Linked DNA regions of Homo sapiens: region 1 is linked to region 2. The links are chromatin contacts, found by Hi-C or POLR2A ChIA-PET in ENCODE. All regions are on one chromosome and are shown on one strand. Each heading gives the region's core, a stretch centred on a gene start or an enhancer-like site at or near the end of the contact. The rest is flanking DNA. Distances are from core to core; before and after follow the strand shown.

Region 1 (3,815 bases), core at 374-2,873, 75 kb after region 2:
CTTGGTTACCTGACCTTCACTAAGCTCAGCCCATATTTGGCCAAACCATCTGGGCCTCTGCTCAACGTGCCTTTGCTTTGTTACCTGTTCCACATCATTTTTCAAGGTCTAGCTTTACTCCCCACCTAAACTTTCACCTTCTAGAAAGCCCCTTTTCATAGTACAGCTCTCAGGGAGATCTCCCAGCCCAGAACTGCCCATAACTCTGATTACCAGCCTCTCCGTCAGCATTTGCCCATCTAACCACTTTGTGTTGTTTATATACCTTTGTGCATGAGTAACTCTAAATTTTCAACTGAGTGTTTTTCTCTCTCTGGGAGCTCACGCATAGTGTGACAGTCAGAACCTTTGAGATAATCAGGGCTGGGATTGAGCCTCAACTCTGCCACCCACTAGTTCTGTGCATTTGGGCAGCACAGTCAACTCTACTGAGCCTCAGTTGCTCCATCTATAAAATGGGGGTTACTATAGCACGAATTTGAAAAGATTGCTCCAAGAATTCGATGCATGCAAAATACTTAGCATAGTGCCTCCCACAGAATGATTATTAAAAAATCAGCAGCAGGCCGGGAGCGGTGGCTCATGCCTGCAATCCCAGCACTTTGGGAGGCTGAGGCGGGCAGATTGCCTAAGCTCAGGAGTTCGTGATTAGCTTTGGCAACATGGTGAAACATCGTCTCTACTAAAATACAAAAAATTAGCCACCCGAGATGGTGTGCCCCTGTGGTCCCAGCTATTTGGGAGGCTGAGGCAGGAGAATTGCTTGAACCCGAGACGTGGAGCTTGCAGTGAGCCGAGATGGCACCACTGCACTTCAGCCTCGGTGACAGAGTGAAACTCCGTCTTAAAAAACAAAAACAAAAACAAAAAACAGCAACAAAATGGGGATATTCATCCTAATTTTGTTTTTCTAGACCTCTACAAAGGCTGAGCCAGTAATGTGTACAATGTTAAAAGAAATATTTGTGGAATGGAATGAGCGGATGTTGTGTAAACATTCATTGTGCGTGTACGTATTTAGTTCTACTAACCAGAACACTGGGGGACCAGAACCAGTTACCCCAGTGTCTAGAGAGGAGGAAAGAAATCTCTCTCCTTAGCTGAAACCTTAGTAAGAGCTCAGTCCAGAGCTTGCTTGAAAGTAAAGATATGTCATCCAATTTAATCCCCACACCAACCTTACAGAAAGATCTTTTTATATCCTTATGCTAAGAAGACCTACCACTGACTGTGCCAGATCTGTGCAAGATGCTTTTGAAAAATGTAATTCCCTTTAAGCCCTCACACTATCTCAATGAGACAAGAATTATTATTACTGAAGAGGAAATGGGGTCAGAAAGTTTAAGTGAACTGCTCAAGGGCAAATGGGTAGTAAGAGAAGAAAGAAGATGAGTCAGGATTGAACAGAGGCTTACTCTGTTCAAATAAATAAAATTAAATTAAAACGGTTGCCTCTTCACCAACTGATTCCCTGACATTCTCACATGCGTTCAGTTGGTGCTTAATAGGAACTGAATTGAAATCTCATGGTGATCTGTTAGAGACTTGGATCTTCTAATAGATGCTTCAAAGGGAGCAGTTTCTATTTCCGGTGCCCACGGAGATCTCGAGGGAGATTTCTCCCCACCCCTGCTCTGACGTCACGATGTTCTTGTTTTTCTCTGGGCCCTGTGACTCAGCACATGGCTCCAGATGGCTTCCTGCATTTCCAGCCTGTTGGCTGGGGTGCCCAGGCCCTGGTAAAGTAAGCAAACCAAAACTAAGTTGCAACAAAGCATCAACACCTCCCTGCCCCTGCCCTCTGTTATGAAGTCTTTGTAGTCCACTACTCATGATGGCCAGTCCCTCCATTTCTCCCCTCCCTCCTTGCCCTGAGATCCCCACACTTGGCCCCAGCACATCTGATGCCTGAAGATGAGATCCAGGAGTGATCATTCTCCCAGCAACCAGTGAATGGGCAAAGGGGCAGTTCTTTCACCCTTTGATCCTTTATTGACTTTAGGCAATTTACTTTCTCAGCCTCAGTGATCAAATGGGGACGCTAATATTGTCTACTTCTGAGGGTTGTAGAGTTAGGGTTGCCAGATAAAATACAGAAAGTCCAGTTACATTTGAATGTCAGATAAATGATGATTTTTTTCAGTACGCATGTCCCAAATATTGCTCAAATTTAACTGTGTGTCTCATGACTTTATTTGTTAAATCTGGCAACCTTATGTGGAGTGTGGAGTCAGATAACAAACGCAAAAATGCTTTGTCACCTACAGAAAGCTGTACACTTCATGATATCTTTTCCATGAGACGTATGCATGTGTACCCATGACAACCAGCTTTGTCTGGAGCATAGAACAGGTAGTTTCAGGCAGGTAGTGGAGAATGTGTACCACCTGAGTCTATGATTTGAGATCCCTGGGTCTTGTTTGTCAATGGACTGATCTTTGCACATTTCGCTTCTGAGCCCTCAATGCATCCATCTTGAATTCTCTCAAATGCTTGAATGAAAAATATAGGAGCAACAGAAGCCCAAAAGGTTGCCTATTACTGATTGACTGGCATGTGTCATAGGCCAAATCTCCTTTTGATTTTGTGGTTAAAGAAGAAACAAGTAGAATAATTTATAAGTGTAAATCCTTATTTATTACATGCTTTATTATGTAATAAAGAATGTATGTGCACAACATTTAGCTCTAATATGTTCTAAGAGCCCTGCTTAACACAGAAAAACAAAAGGAACCAGCATACCATAAATAGACTACAGTGTTTATTTTTGATTTGGGGTGTCTCCTCCTACTAGAAATCTAAATTCTGAGAGGAAAGATTTTTGCCTGTTTTGTTCCCCAGGACTGAGAACAGTGCCTGGCCCAGGAAGGGTGGATATTTGATCAGTTGAAACCAGTTTAACTAGCTACATTAAAGAAAAATAAATGCAGTGAGGCACAGAGGCTCATGCCTGTTATCTCAGCAATTTGAGAGGCTGAGGTGGGAGTATCGCTTGAGCCAAGGAGTTCAAGACCTGCCTGGGCAACAAAGCAAGACCCTGTCTCTGCAAAAAAATAAAAAAATTAGCCAGATGTGGTGGTGCATGTCTGTGGTCCCAGTTACATGGGAGCCTGGAGCGGGAGGATCCCTTGAGCCCAGGATGTCAAGGCTACAGTTAGCCATGTTCATGCCACTGCACTTCAGCCTGGATGACAGAGCAAGACACTGTCAAAGAAAGAAAGAAAGAAAGAAAGAAAGAAAGAAAGAAAGAAAGAAAGAAAGAAAGAAAGAAAGAAAGAAGGAAGGAAGGAAGGAAGGAAGGAAGGAAGGAAGGAAGGAAGGAAGGAAGGAAGGAAGGAAGGAAAGAAAGAAAAAGAAAGAAAGAAAGAGAGGAAGGAAGGAAGGAAGGAAGAGAGAGAGAAAGGAAAGAAAGGAAAGAAAGAAAGGCAGGCAGGCATGGGAAAGAAACCTTTCTGGAACTAATCCACCTCCCTTTCTTGCTAAGGTATAGTCATAGCCCTAAGTTTTTTAGAGTGATTTACACCACCTCCCAAAGGAGTCTCCACTAACCATGACCCATTCACTCAAGTGTCCAGCGACCCAGGTTGCTTGATATGCCTTTCCCCAAACTCCCCAAAGAGCTGCTGCTATGTGTTTTTATTTTTTAACAAATGTGCCATTGGCTCCCAAGGCAGTAATGAGTGCCGAGTACTGAGTATTTGGATTCCATCACTGGCTGGCATCACCAACAAAAGAAGTTCAGGCCCCTGCAGGGACTCCTTGGAGAACTCTTGGGGCTTGCCTCTTAGAAGCAACTCTCTGACGGAGAGCCTGAC
Region 2 (3,685 bases), core at 386-2,885:
AAGAGGGGACCCTCCTGCCCTGCTCCCATGGGGCTGCTGCTCCTTCTAGCAGTCCCAGCTTAACACCCACACTTCTTATACTGGTCCCAGGGCCCTCTATGGGTTAGGGTGTAGAAGGAGGTTGTGTTGGTTAAAAACACCAGGTGGAAATCTCTTTTCTCTGAATGCTGATGGAGTGCTGTTAGGGAGACAGTTCTTTTCAGTCTAGTTGGATCCTGGGTGAAGACTCAGGCCTCGCTCAAGAAGGGAGACCACCCATATGTGCTGTCACGTGTTTCCAGGGAGGAGGCTGGAAGTCCAAGATCAAGGTCCTAGTAGGTTTGGCCTCTGGTGAGGGCTCTCTTCATGGCCAGGAGCTTCTCCCACTCCTGGGCACAGATGGGCCCTGTTAGACTGTTGCCTTGCTCCCAATCAATCATGCCCCCTCCCACTGCCTCTGGGGTTGTGTCTGTGATGTCCTCTTCCTGGGGACAAATGCAGCTTCAGCTGCTATAGGCTGGGACTGTGGCCCTCCCTGCACCAGTCCCAGGGCCCAGCTTCCCCAGGCCACTAGCGTTGCTCCAGGAACAGTGTCCAAGTCAGTCCCGACTGCTAATAGAATCCCACGGACTGAGTGGCTTCAGGAACAGGAATTTATTTCTCACAGTTCTGGAAGTCCAAGATCAGGGTGCTGGCAGATTTGGCTCCTGGTAAGGGCTCTCTTCAGGCTTGCAGACAGCTGCCTTCTTGCTGTAACCTCACATGGTGGAGAGAAAACTCTGGTGTCTCTTCCTTTTCTTATAACGGCACTAATTCCATCATGGATCCCCCCACCCTCATGACCTCATTGAAACCTAATGACCTTTCAGAGGCCCCACTTCCTAATACTGTCACACTGGGGGTAGGGCTTCCACATACCAATTTGGAGACACACAAACATTTAGTCCATAAAAAATGGGCAGGTGGCCCAGACTAAGCTAATCACATCCTTTCCTGGGCCTGTCAGGAACCTTCTCTGGCTTTTGGTTTGTTTGTATTTTAAAATAGAAATAGGCAGATCTGTGAGAAGGTGAGGTGAGAGTTGCAGGCAGCCACCTACCTGCCCAGGGGAGGAGGCCCTTTTGCAATAGGAAAGAATGAAAACAGCACAAAGAGAGACGTGGAGGAGGAAGACGGAGAAGGAGGGGCGCTTTCGCCTCCCTGGACCCAGTGGGCCCTGAGATCTGCTTCTAACCTGTCTTTTCTCTATTGATTTTTGTCAGCTAATAAGTCTTTCTTTCTACATATATTCATTGAAGTTCCATTTGTTTTCCTTGCCAGTAAAAGAATGCTGACAACCTCAGGATTGGGCAAGGAGCTAGTCCTTTTCCCCTCTTGAGAGATGGGGTAGCAGAGTAGTAGGAGCAGAGCGGCCAGGCTGTCTGGATTTGAAGTTGTACGTGTTGGTCTGGGCAAAATTTTCAACTTCCTGCGCCTCAGTTTCTTATCTGTAAAGTGGGGTTAATAATAGTGCCCACCTCGTGCAGTCAGGGATGAGGATTAAGTGAGTTATATGTGTAAGGTGCTTTGCACACTGCCTGGTGTGCAGTCAGCTCAGCATCTGTGAGCTGATTTCCATCTCCCTTGGGTCTTGTGGCCTGTGAACACAGCCTTACTTGGCGCAAGTGCTGAAGGAAATGGAACGCACCCTGAGTGAGACAGCAGTACTCTCTTGTGACCCAGTTAGTAGCCAGCTGGCAGATTTCTGGTATTGCTCACTGCTGAGGGGCCGCTGGGTGCCTGATGAGTCCTGGGAAATGCCTGGGGCAGGGTGGCTGGCCTGGGCCTGTCTGCCCTGGGTTGCCCCTCCCAGAGCTCTCAGCATGGCAGCACTAAGGCCAGCTGGACCCTACTTGGGAGGATAGAGAAGTGGAAAGAACCCTGGGCCTGCAACCCAGCAGTTGTACACCGTGGTTTCCTAGAGGAACTCATGCACATGTGTCCTGGAGACCTGCAAGAGGACAGCACCATGGAGATGACCAGCAACTAATACCACCCAAAGGTCCACCAACAGGAGAATGGATACCCCAGCAGGGGTGCATGCATGCAACGGAACACACCACGTACTGGTGAGAGTGAATCAATGTCGGTCACACGCATCAACGCCGATGAGGCTGAGACTCGTAATATCAAATTTAGAATTGCAAGTAGCAGAAGGATCAAAGTTATATTTGTAATAAAGCTTAAACACAAGCAAATCGAGCACTGTATTGTTTAGGCACACATTCACATTTGGTAAAGACATAAAGCAAAGCAAGGGAACGAGACAAAAATGAAATCCCAGAGTAATCAGGTGGTCAGGTCTTGGGGGGTGGCGTGGAGTTGGGGAAGGGCATCAGAGTGGATCTCACCTCAGCTCCGACTGCTTTGGGAAGTTCTAGTTCTGACATGGAGTGGTGGGTTCACAGCTGTTTGATTGCTTGTTATGCTTTATAACAATATAAACTGCATATGTTCAGTTGAAATATTTCATAATAAAGGTTTTTTAAAAAAGAACATTGGGCTCATCTTTCCCATCAGATACAGGCATTTTTGTTTTGAATTTCTATTTCCTTTTTTTAATGAGCAAGGATCGTTTGCCTCTGAAAATATAAATTAAAAAAAAAAATAAGGCTGGGCACAGTGGCTCACGCCTGTCATCCTAGTACTTTGGGAGGCCGAGGTGGGTGGATCACTTGAAGTCAGGAGTTCGAGACCAGCCTGGGCAACATGGTGAAACCCCATCTCTACCAAAAATATAAAAAATTAGCCAGGCGTGGAGGCGTGCGTCTGTAATCCCAGCTACTTGGGAGGCTGAGGCAGGAGAATCGCTTGAACCCGGGGGGCAGAGGTTGCACGAGCCGACATTGTGTCACTGCACTCCAGCCTGGGTGACAGAGCGAGACTCCATCTCAAAAATAAATAAATTATTTAAATATTTTTTTAGAAAAAGCACTGGATTTGCAGTTGGGAGCACAAGACTTGGGGTTGCCCCTTCCCACAACCACTGTCATTGCTGGGACCTCTGCAGCCATCTCCTCCCGGCCTCCATCCTCACCCACTCCATTTCAGTCTCTGTTTGGCCCCCAGCTGAGTTATCTTTGTAACCATAAATGGCATTCGCTCATTTTACTGCTTCCTGAAGTCCAAGCCTGTTCTTTTCAACCATGTTTCTCCCTGTTCCTCTTCACCATTTGTATGTAGCCAGATGTAGAGTTCATGGAACCAAAAACCTGCCTTCTGCTTCTGTGTCTTTGCTCAAGCTGTACCTGGGAAAATAAGTCATCAGGTCTGAGCACCAGCGTCTGGGTCTCAGTGCTCAGCATGCAAAAGAGACTGGGTTTAGGCTCTGTCACTCACCATGAATTCTACACGGAATGACTTTTCTGTCCCTAAGTGATCCTTCCAGGCTCATTTCAGGCAACACCTCTTCCAGGAAGCCTTCCCTGATATCCAGCCTTTATTCTCACAGCTCCTCTGGTAATCCCTATCAAAGTACCCTGAGATTTCCACAGTACTTTGGAATTTTCTGTGTATGTGCCTCCTCCACTAGACTACCTACTCCCCAAAGGCAAAAACTGGGTCTTATTTTGTTTGTCTCAATAGCAACTGTACCAGCCGTGGCATGGTGGCACTCAAATGGTAACGCCCTGAGGGAAAGGTTTTGCCTGTTTTGCTCATCTATGTA

What was found. Hi-C counts contacts between places; a loop is a spot of excess contacts on that map. ChIA-PET counts read pairs that join two places held with the same protein, here RNA polymerase II (POLR2A). Pooled maps may share reads with other maps.
Region 1: a loop to region 2 is called in a pooled map, with 2.7 times the contacts of the local background. The contact joins two enhancer-like sites. A Hi-C loop is called at or near these places in 2 of 37 single-sample maps with no recorded cell type and 2 of 50 pooled maps. POLR2A ChIA-PET finds 5 or more read pairs at or near these places in 2 of 52 experiments (WTC11 and activated B cell).

The regions. Positions count from the first base shown.
Region 1 is chr5:173,780,593-173,784,407 of GRCh38, forward strand. All of the region lies in intron 1 of LOC107986482 (a long non-coding RNA gene), which reads left to right. Among named protein-coding and RNA genes, the nearest start is that of LINC01485, 8.4 kb to the right of the region's middle. RefSeq lists an enhancer at 1,604-1,748 and a cis regulatory region at 1,671-1,681. Within about 2 kb of position 1,624, at least 35 of the 41 ENCODE cell types and tissues checked have a DNase peak (open chromatin) inside an H3K27ac peak, as active enhancers do.
Region 2 is chr5:173,705,907-173,709,591 of GRCh38, forward strand. LINC01484 (long intergenic non-protein coding RNA 1484) reads right to left here. Exons shown (of 3, transcript NR_108027.1): 3 at 1,693-1,969. LOC107984118 (a long non-coding RNA gene) reads right to left here. Exons shown (of 2, transcript XR_007059059.1): 2 at 2,167-3,685. Among named protein-coding and RNA genes, the nearest start is that of LINC01942, 18 kb to the left of the region's middle. RefSeq lists an enhancer at 1,319-1,819. Within about 2 kb of position 1,636, at least 11 of the 41 ENCODE cell types and tissues checked have a DNase peak (open chromatin) inside an H3K27ac peak, as active enhancers do.